Linked DNA regions of Homo sapiens: region 1 is linked to region 2. Evidence: read pairs that join two places in POLR2A ChIA-PET (ENCODE). Cell type or tissue: MCF 10A. All regions are shown on one strand. Links, peaks and the distances in the headings refer to the core of each region. The heading gives the core; the rest is flanking DNA. Region 1 overlaps CT69 (cancer/testis associated transcript 69). Region 2 has its middle 82 kb from the start of LINC03002.

Region 1 (4,394 bases), core at 82-4,081, 160 kb after region 2:
TTGTTGATTGCTATATCCCAACTTCTTAGAATAGGGCCTGGCATATTTGTAAAATAAATAAAATAATAAATACTGAGAAGTTTAGACATTATGATGGACCACAGAAAATAGTTGGTTTGGGCAGGTGATTCCATAATGTGCCCCTTAAATTGTACCATGGACATCTCTGACTAAGCTTAAGAAAGCCTTCAGTCAGACCTTAGTAAATCTTAAACTTTTCTTTTTTATTAAAATGAAGAACATTGATAAAATCAGTCATTTCCTTCAAGGCTTCTGACTGATTTCCATTAAGGTTGCTGCCTCTACAATATTTCTTTGAGTGACTGGTAATGACCTCCTTATAAACTCTCAGACAATAGAGAATGCTGTATGCATCCATATTCATTTATTCATTCATTTAATTATGCAACAAATATTTTTTGAGTAGTTACTATGAACTAGGCAACATTCTAGACCCTAAGGGTATAGCAGGAATCAGATAGTCCCTGCCTTCATGAAGCTTATATTCTAACAGGGAGAGAGACAGACAATTGGGAAATAAGCAAATTGATATATATTTTGAAGGATAAGAAATGCTATGGATACTGTCACATTGGAGATTGAAAAAAAAAAAGAAAATTTAAAAAAAGAAATGACGTGGAAAAAAACAGAGCAGAGTAAGAGAGCTGCGTGTGGTGACCTGGGGAGATTTAGGGAAAGGCATTTGAAGAAATAAGGCAGTTAGGTACTGCAGAAATGGTGGAGAGTGTGTGTCTTGGAGGGAGGAAGCTCCGGGCACAGGAGATCCAACAAGAAGGCCCTGAGATGGTGGCATGCTGGGGGTGTTCTGAGACTAGCAAAGGGGCAGTGTGTGGGAGCTGCCTGGGAGAAGGTTGTAAACCTGGGGCCAGTGTGTGTGGAGAGCAGTGAGTGCAGAAGGAAGCGGGTGCTTGATAAATTAGAGACAAATAACAAGGGAGCAGCCCTTTTAGGGTCTTGGAGGCCACAGTGGAATTCTTTAATCAGAGTGAGGAGGGTTCTAAGAAAAGGAGCAGCATAATCTGATTTACTTTTTGAAAGATCACTCTAGTACCTGGGTAACAATAGGCTATGGGGGTGACAGCCTCTGGAGAAAGACAAGGCTGGGCACAGTGGCTTATACCTGTAATTCCAACATATTGGGAGGCTGAGGCAGGAGAATTAATTGAGGCCAAGAGTTCAAGACTAGCCTGGGCAACATAGTGAGACCCCATCTCTATTAAAAAGTTTTAAAAATGAGCCGGGTGTGGTGACATGTGCCTGTATTTACTTGGGAAGCTGAGATGGGAAGGATCCCTGAGCCCAGGAGGTCAAGGCTGCAATGAGCCATGATCTCGGCATTGCACTACAGCCTGGGCAACAGAGCAAGACCCTGTCTCTAAAAATAATTAATGCTGCTATTGAGAGAAATGGAGAGAAAGAGGGAAGTCACGGATGGATCCAAGCAACTGGCTTAGGACATAGTTACCATGCACTGAAATGAGGAAATGGGAGGAGTGTGGGGGTTGAGGAAATTGGGGTTTGGGGCACACAGTTATAAAGAGCCAAACTCATTCAACGTTTTTAAGCAGCAAAGGAATGGAGCAGCATTCAGAACTGTTGCAAGAAAGCCAGAGAGCCAGCCTTGGAGGCCATGCACCCAGGAGCACAGCCCAGAAGTCTCCATGGCCGCTTCCCCTGACACTGCACGGCCACTGGGCAGAGGCAGCCAAAGTCTAGGCTGACACTGGAAAACAAACACCAGAACCACCGCCCCTGCTGCCAGAAGCTCCAGTTGTCACTGTCACCTCCCAAGTAAAAAATATAAATAAAGGACTCTGTATGGTTTCTACTTTTCAGTTCCCTCTTCTGATATGGAGTACCTGATGGGCAGAGCCTGGTGTGGGGCTGCAGAGGAGCCTGGCTCACCAGGCCTCTGCTTTCCACTGCCAGGGTTTGAGAGCAGAGCCCCAAACAGTTATTCAAAATGGCTTTGCAAACATGGTAACCTTCACAGATATTCTTGCAATCACGGTTTTTGCCTGTTACTACTCAGTGAACAATTCAATGTTTTTTAAAAAAAGAATTTGATTTTTTTCCCCTCTATATCCATCTCTAGACTGACCAGGTTTCTTGTAGACTAGGTGCGCAGTCTTTCGCCAGACTGCGTAAAGGCCTGAAGCAGGGTAATAAAACTGACTTCCCTGTTTGAGAAATAGTTCTGGGAGAAAATGTGAAGATACTTGAAATCTGTAGATAAATTCAAGAAAAAAATTAATGATAGTCTTTAAGCATAGGAGGGAATATACAGCAAGTAAATGATAAATGGATAACTAACACTGCTTAGGTCGATATGAAAAAAATTGGAAATTTGGAAAATCCTGGTCTAGTGTTCCTTAAGAATAATCATCACTAGATTAATTAGAAAATATTAATAAGGAATTATTAACTATTTGTTGCTACATTTATTGAGGGGTTAGCAGTTGCAATGAACTGAAGGTTTTTGTCCCTCCAAAATTTATATATTGAAATCGTAATCCCCAAGGTGATTAGGCAACAGGGCGTTTGGGAGGTGATTAGGACGTGAGGGCAGAGCCCACAGGAATGGGACTAGTGCTCTTGCAAAAAAGGCCTAGAGAAACCCCTGGCACCTCCTGCCGGTAAGAAAGTGCTGTCTGTGAGGAAGTGAGCCCTCATCAGACACTGAATCTGCCATCACCTTGATCTTGGACTTCTCAGTCTCCAGAACTGTGAGAAATAAATCTCTATTGTCTACAAGCCGCCCAGTTTGGGTTTTTTGTTATAGCAGAATGGACTAAAACACCAGTGCTAAATAATGCTGTGTTCAATGCTGATTTTCAACATCTCATTTGATTCTCACAATAACCCCAACAGGCAGGACTAGGCTCAGAGAATGTAACTACTTTGTCTTGCTAGTAAATGGTGGGGGTCCAATGTCCTAAGCTCTTGGCTTCAAAACTATATGCCCCAAGTTAATCTCTAGCGAGATATAATGTCTAGTAAGGAGGAAAGGAGAGGACCTGGGTGATCCACAAACTTAACAATCTGCCCTGAGTAATCTCATTAAATGTGTATTTTAACTTTGTTTTTAAAGTGTCATTAACGTGTTCTGCTAAATCTTCACTGCTGGGAATTCATCCTTATTTACCTACAAAAACACACATATAGGTACAAAGCTACATTTTCCAGTTTTCGTTGTGAGAAGAAAAAACCTGGAACTCTAACATCATCATTTAGGAATTTTTATCAAGTTTCATGAATTATGAAATATCTATATGATAGAATACCATGCATCTTTTAAAGGTATGGGAGTATCTTTAAGATATACTTTCAAGTTAAAAATATCCAGATGAAAAATAGTGGATATAGTGATTCCATTTGTGAATAAATACACACAGATTTTTATGCTTGTAGATACATTAAAAAATTCTAGAAAGATATACAAATACTTGTGGGAGAAAGGGGAAGTTTTATAAAGGTCAAGGAAGACCTTTACTGCTCAGTTACTATCTGTTCGTATGGTTTCAGTTTTCTACCTTGCGTATAGATAGGTAACTTTTTATTCTTATTTATAATGAGTGTTTTTAATCAACTCTGTATGTTTGAAAGATTGTTGAGCCTTTTGAAAAAATTCATTTAGGTCTTTATATACTTCATTTTAAAAATTATAAAGCTGGCCAGGTTTGGTAGCTCATGTCTATAATCCCAGGACTTTGGAAGCCCAAGACAGAAGGATTACTTGAGACCATGAGTTCAAGGCTAGCCTGGGCAACATAGTGAGACCCTGTCTCTAAAAAAAAAAAAAAAAAAAAAAAAAAAAAAGATGAAAAATTAGCCACATGTAGTGGCACTTGCTTTAAATTTAATTAATTTTAAAATTTAAAATTAGCCATATGTAGTGGCACTTGCTACTCCAGCCAGAGTGACAGAGCAAGATCCTGCCTCATAAATATATAAGTAAATAAATAGCTATGTAAAACTTTGTGTTAATACCAAATATTTTTTGTTAGTCTGATTCTTAAGTATTTATTGCTAAACTACATGTTACTTTGCAGACATTTACTACAAATGGTCAGTTTCCCTTTAAATTAAAAAATACACAGATCTATACATTCACAGCATGAATAATCAAATGGAAATTTAATAATCATAGCTAAGGCTTAATTTGGTGCTTCCTCAGTGCCAGGCTTTGTGAAAAGCATCTCATTCACGTTATCTCCCTAAATCTTCACACCTCTGCAACCTTGATGCTTGCCCTGCCCATTTTGCAGAGAACAGAGGGAAATGATTTGCCCGAGGGCATGTATCTGGGGAGCCATGAAAGCAGAGGAGCCCAGAGACTCTGAACCCAGATGTAGGAGCCCAAGTATTACACA
Region 2 (4,394 bases), core at 75-4,074:
TGGAAGAATGTAGTAGGTATGTTTTGGGGGTGTCACATTCAAAGCATGCTTCCTTAGGAGCATCCCTCACTAACAGACCCTTCTGATGAGAGCTTGGGTGACAATATTGCTCTAGCATAGCCACCATCCTCCCTGGCTACAGCTGATGGAACCATGGCAGGCACCAATGTGAGCTTTATTGAGAATACCATAAACCAGGACTGTTCTCTGGGGGAGCTAGAATGCAAGGTTGCCTAGGGAGTAGATTGCCTTTGTGTCCTGCAAAGCCAAAGCTATGGGCCAACTCGAATTAGAAGAAGTAACTATAAGCAGTGACAACAGCAGCAGCCACAATTGATAATGCTAGTTGCTGCAACTTCTGACATGCTTCCTGTGTGCCAAGCACTGGACTAATCCTATCAGGTGGGCAATAGCGCTATCTTCATTAGAAAATGAGGAAACCAGGTCTTAGATGCGATCACTTTCCTAAGGTCACACAGCTGGTAAGTGGCAGAGCAGCTAAGGCAATTCTCGAGCTCGTTTATGAAATATCTGCAGGCATTATTCTGTCTCCCAGGAAGCTCAGGAAGCAGAGGCAGTGAGGAGAATGGAAGGGATGTGCGAGAGAAGCAGAAATACAAGACACAATGGTGCAGAGAGAGGGGGCAGAGGAGCAGCCCCATTTCTGAGACCTTCTGAGGTTCCAGCTCCAATTTGCATGTGATTCTGCTGAGCTTGGTGGGCGGTCTTTTATCTTATGTAATCCTCTTTCTCCTTCTCTCTGTCTTTGTTTGAATTAATTTCAGTGGATTTCTGTTCCTTGAAATCAAAGACTATTAAACTAGAATGAAGAGGCATCTAAAGGGTAAGGGAGGTGGTGGTTGGGGGGACATTTCTTATAGAGAGGTAAGGGCAGAGAAAATTATCCCACTCTCTCTGGTTGTGATACTTTTTTTTCCAGCCTTCTCAGGTTTAGGAAGATGAGCACCTGCAAGTTCATTAAGGAAACATCTTATCAAGGGAAACTCCAAAAGAGGATAGTAAGCTGCTGAGTAATCTTGGAATTACTTAGCAATACACTTAGCTAAATTACAGCACTTGAATCAGGTTTCTTAACATGGTCTCTTTTAGGACCTTTGCCCTAATTACTTTAATGGAATTACTTGTCCATTTTTTAAAGGTTTTACCCACCATTACCTCCCTCACTTCTCTCGTCACCTCTCTCTGATGCAAGGCACATTTTAAAGGACTGCCATTCTCCTTAAGAATAAAAACTTGGAATCCTAAATGATTGAGTCTTTGGGATGCTTTTGTGAGAAAGCTGTCCTATTGTGAAAACAAAATGAGCTAGCAAGTTCCCCCAGTCACATGAGTTTACCAGGGAGGATCAGATCAAGAATCGCCTGGGAGCCTGGGATCCTGAGTAGCACAAGGGAACCTTTCTCATCAAGAGAACCTTACTGATTGAAAGACTCCACTGGAGGTCAGTCAGGCAGACACAGAGGAACCCAGGAGGGTTTTGAGGGTATTGAGATGCGCAAACTCAATAGCAAGCCAGCCACTGTGCAAATTTCAGAGCCGTGGACTCATGGGGGTCAGTCCTTGGTTGTCAGTGTCTGGAGAGTGGGCTCTGATTTTTTTCAATGACACTGAAACACACCAGCAAAAGAAAAATCCACTCTGACTCTCCTGTTCGTTTATTCTGCTCTCTGTGATTTCCCAAAGGGCTTTATTAACACTGTGTGACTTTAGCTTCTTAATCCCCTGAAGAAGGTTTGGAAACTGACAACTTTTTCTCTCATCTTATGTTAGTCTTCCTTCTGAATTGAGTCACTGAGGACTTCTGCCAGGAAGCAGCTCTAACCAGTTTGACATGGCATCAGAGCTGTTGCTGGGCAGGGCATTTTAATATACCAGCTTGGAACAAATGCATGGTTTACCTCACCTGTCCTCCTAGTTAATCTTATTATGTTAAGGATGTGATTTCCCCACTGTGGAGACTGGATGTTCTTGGCACCTGGACAGTACCCTAAGGCTTGACTCAGAGGTGTATAAGAACTGGGGGAGAACTCAGTTGCTGGCAGAAAGGGCTGCTGGAGCTCCCTGACCAGGTTCTTAGAATGTGCACACCTGTGGACTGTGGAAGACCTGCTCCAGGAAAGCAGCTCCGGACAAACTGGAGGAACTTCAGGGATTCCTTCGGCCTTCAGAGCATGTTTCCATTCTTTATGGCATCATGGCTTTCTTTGCCTTTCCCAAGGGAAGCATAAATTTACATATCCATGTGCTGCCTTGAATATGGCATCTTAGCTAAAGCACTATTACATTCCCATCCGTCTGCAGGACCTTTCTTTGTAACGGGAATTAGCTTCATAAAACTTTTATGGAACACCTAGTGTAAGCGTGTCTTAGGTGAGAGGGCTGGAGAATGAAATTCACGGCACCTCTTCATCATGTGGGTGGAGCAGCCCCTAATTACCCCAAGGGTATTTATTAATTTTCCTGCACCTGGAGAGCAAGACTTTATATCTTTAAAGAATGGCGAGGCTCAACTGGCCACTGCACACTGCCTGGCAGCCTGGGCAGTTGCCATTATCTGTTTTCTTGTCCATTATTATTATTCGTGGCCTCATTTATAGTCCACAAAATGCCTAGGAGAAAACTCACCTGCTAATAAAGTTTTGTTTTCTTATTTAGGGGAAAAAGAATAAAGGTTTGAAGCATATTTTTGGATTGTGTTGAAAAAGTTGAGTCATTTCTAAAGCTTTGAGAGGAGATTCTGCTAGGCAAAGAAGAGGGAGAAGGAATGGGAAAAAAGAAGCTAATCGAGGTAGAGTTTGTCTCCTGTTGATTGGCTGAGGGCTTTATTTAAGTGGTGGGTTAGACTCCTAGCTCTGTCTTCTTCTACCTGAGAGCCGTTGGGCAATTTATCAAGCTCCAAATGCCACTTCCCAGGGCTGATGAGCTGACTAAATAAGAACACATTTGTAAACTGGCTAGCCCAGTCTGGCACATTGTAGGTCCAAATAGAACATACAGATACCTGTCTGGTCTTTTGTGCTAGAAGTTAGTAGCCATTTTTCCAAAGAAAGCATTACAGAATTAGTTTCTGGGTTTCCTTTCCATAAGAGCCATTTCAAGAAAGGACCTTCCAAACCTTTATATTAGGAATCCCTAAAATAAACCTGACATAAGAAAACCTCTTTTCACTTATTTTACCCATTATAGACTCTGGTATCTAAAGCTATGGAAGTGATATCAAGATAAAGGCACACATTTGAAGTCCTGAAATTCGTTGTCTCCCAAAATATCTTTGAGGAGGGAATCTGTGGGACACCTGCATGGGTGGCCAAGGTCGTGGAGTCCTGAAGTCACTGCATAAGAAGCACAGTCATTCTGGGTCACTCCCAAGGTGCGGGGAGGGCATCCCTCCTGTCATATCTAATGATATTTAGTCATTCGACTAGAGCACAAATGATTAATATATTCATACATATGGGAGTGTGCACTTTCCATTAAATCTTCAAATCCACCAATTTTTGTTACAAGTGTATGAATTTTTTTTTTAAGTTTTAAAAATAAAAGTAGCTTGTTCTGTGTTCCTGGGCTTCCTGTAGCATGTTTTGCTCAGGACTCCAACCCCTTTTCTAGTGAGTGTCCTCACTAGTCTCGGAGCTGACCAAGAACACTGGGTTCAACTCTCAGTTATTTCTGTTACTAAACATATAAGTTTGAGTGAGCTATGTGTTCACTTTAGCCTCGGTTCCTTCATTTATAAAATGGTGCTAATAGCACTCATTCTCTGGCATAGGCTTTTTTTTCGTGAATATTCTTTTTGATAGAGAGCTCAGCATGTTGTTTGGCATATATGAAGAGTTCTCTAATTGTTATTATTATTGTATTATTGTGATGTCAGTGTCTGGCATGGTTGTTGACTCACATGAGACTTTTTAAATTGATTTTTGTGGTTAAACCACAGTCTTGCTGATCCAGCTCCGTGCTTTCTCTGTGTTTTGACCTACAGGGCTGAATGTGGCTGGAGAAGAACAACAGCCAGTCTGACTGGCCTCACTTTAAATTCCCGACTGTTAATCTCAAGTAGGCACTTAATGCTGCCCTGCCCAGTAATCACACCGGATTTCTCTAATCCAGTCATTTTCCCACTCTCTTAGGTGATAGTTCGTTCTTTCTTCTCTAGCCTCAAACCTCCCCCATTCTCACTCTTAGCTAATAATCCTACTTCTATTTCAATGGGAAAAAAAAGATGCAATCAGAGGAGATTGCTCCCATCCTCCCTGCATCTCCTCACCTACGTGTCTAGAAACCTATGAATTCTAGATTGCTTGAAACTGTGGCCTGCTGTTCCCCTGGTAAAGCCAGTGCCTTCACTCAAGCACTAGCTCCCATTTTCCTCT

Evidence for each region. Peaks named below come from ENCODE experiments on the same cell type or tissue, not always from the same donor. Only the 100,000 strongest peaks of a DNase experiment are listed, where the experiment ranks them.
Region 1: POLR2A ChIA-PET joins it to region 2 with 5 read pairs; 2 of 35 experiments call an interaction of 5 or more read pairs at or near these places.

What each region holds. Positions count from the first base shown.
Region 1 is chr6:134,456,374-134,460,767 of GRCh38, reverse strand. All of the region lies in intron 2 of CT69 (cancer/testis associated transcript 69), which reads left to right. The region is part of intron 1 of LINC01010 (long intergenic non-protein coding RNA 1010); the gene reads right to left. Among named protein-coding and RNA genes, the nearest start is that of CT69, 20 kb to the left of the region's middle. In MCF 10A, for the core only: no CTCF peak of the experiment used is centred there; no DNase peak of the experiment used is centred there.
Region 2 is chr6:134,619,602-134,623,995 of GRCh38, reverse strand. No RefSeq gene overlaps it. Among named protein-coding and RNA genes, the nearest start is that of LINC03002, 82 kb to the right of the region's middle. In MCF 10A, for the core only: no CTCF peak of the experiment used is centred there; a DNase peak (open chromatin) is centred at 1,935.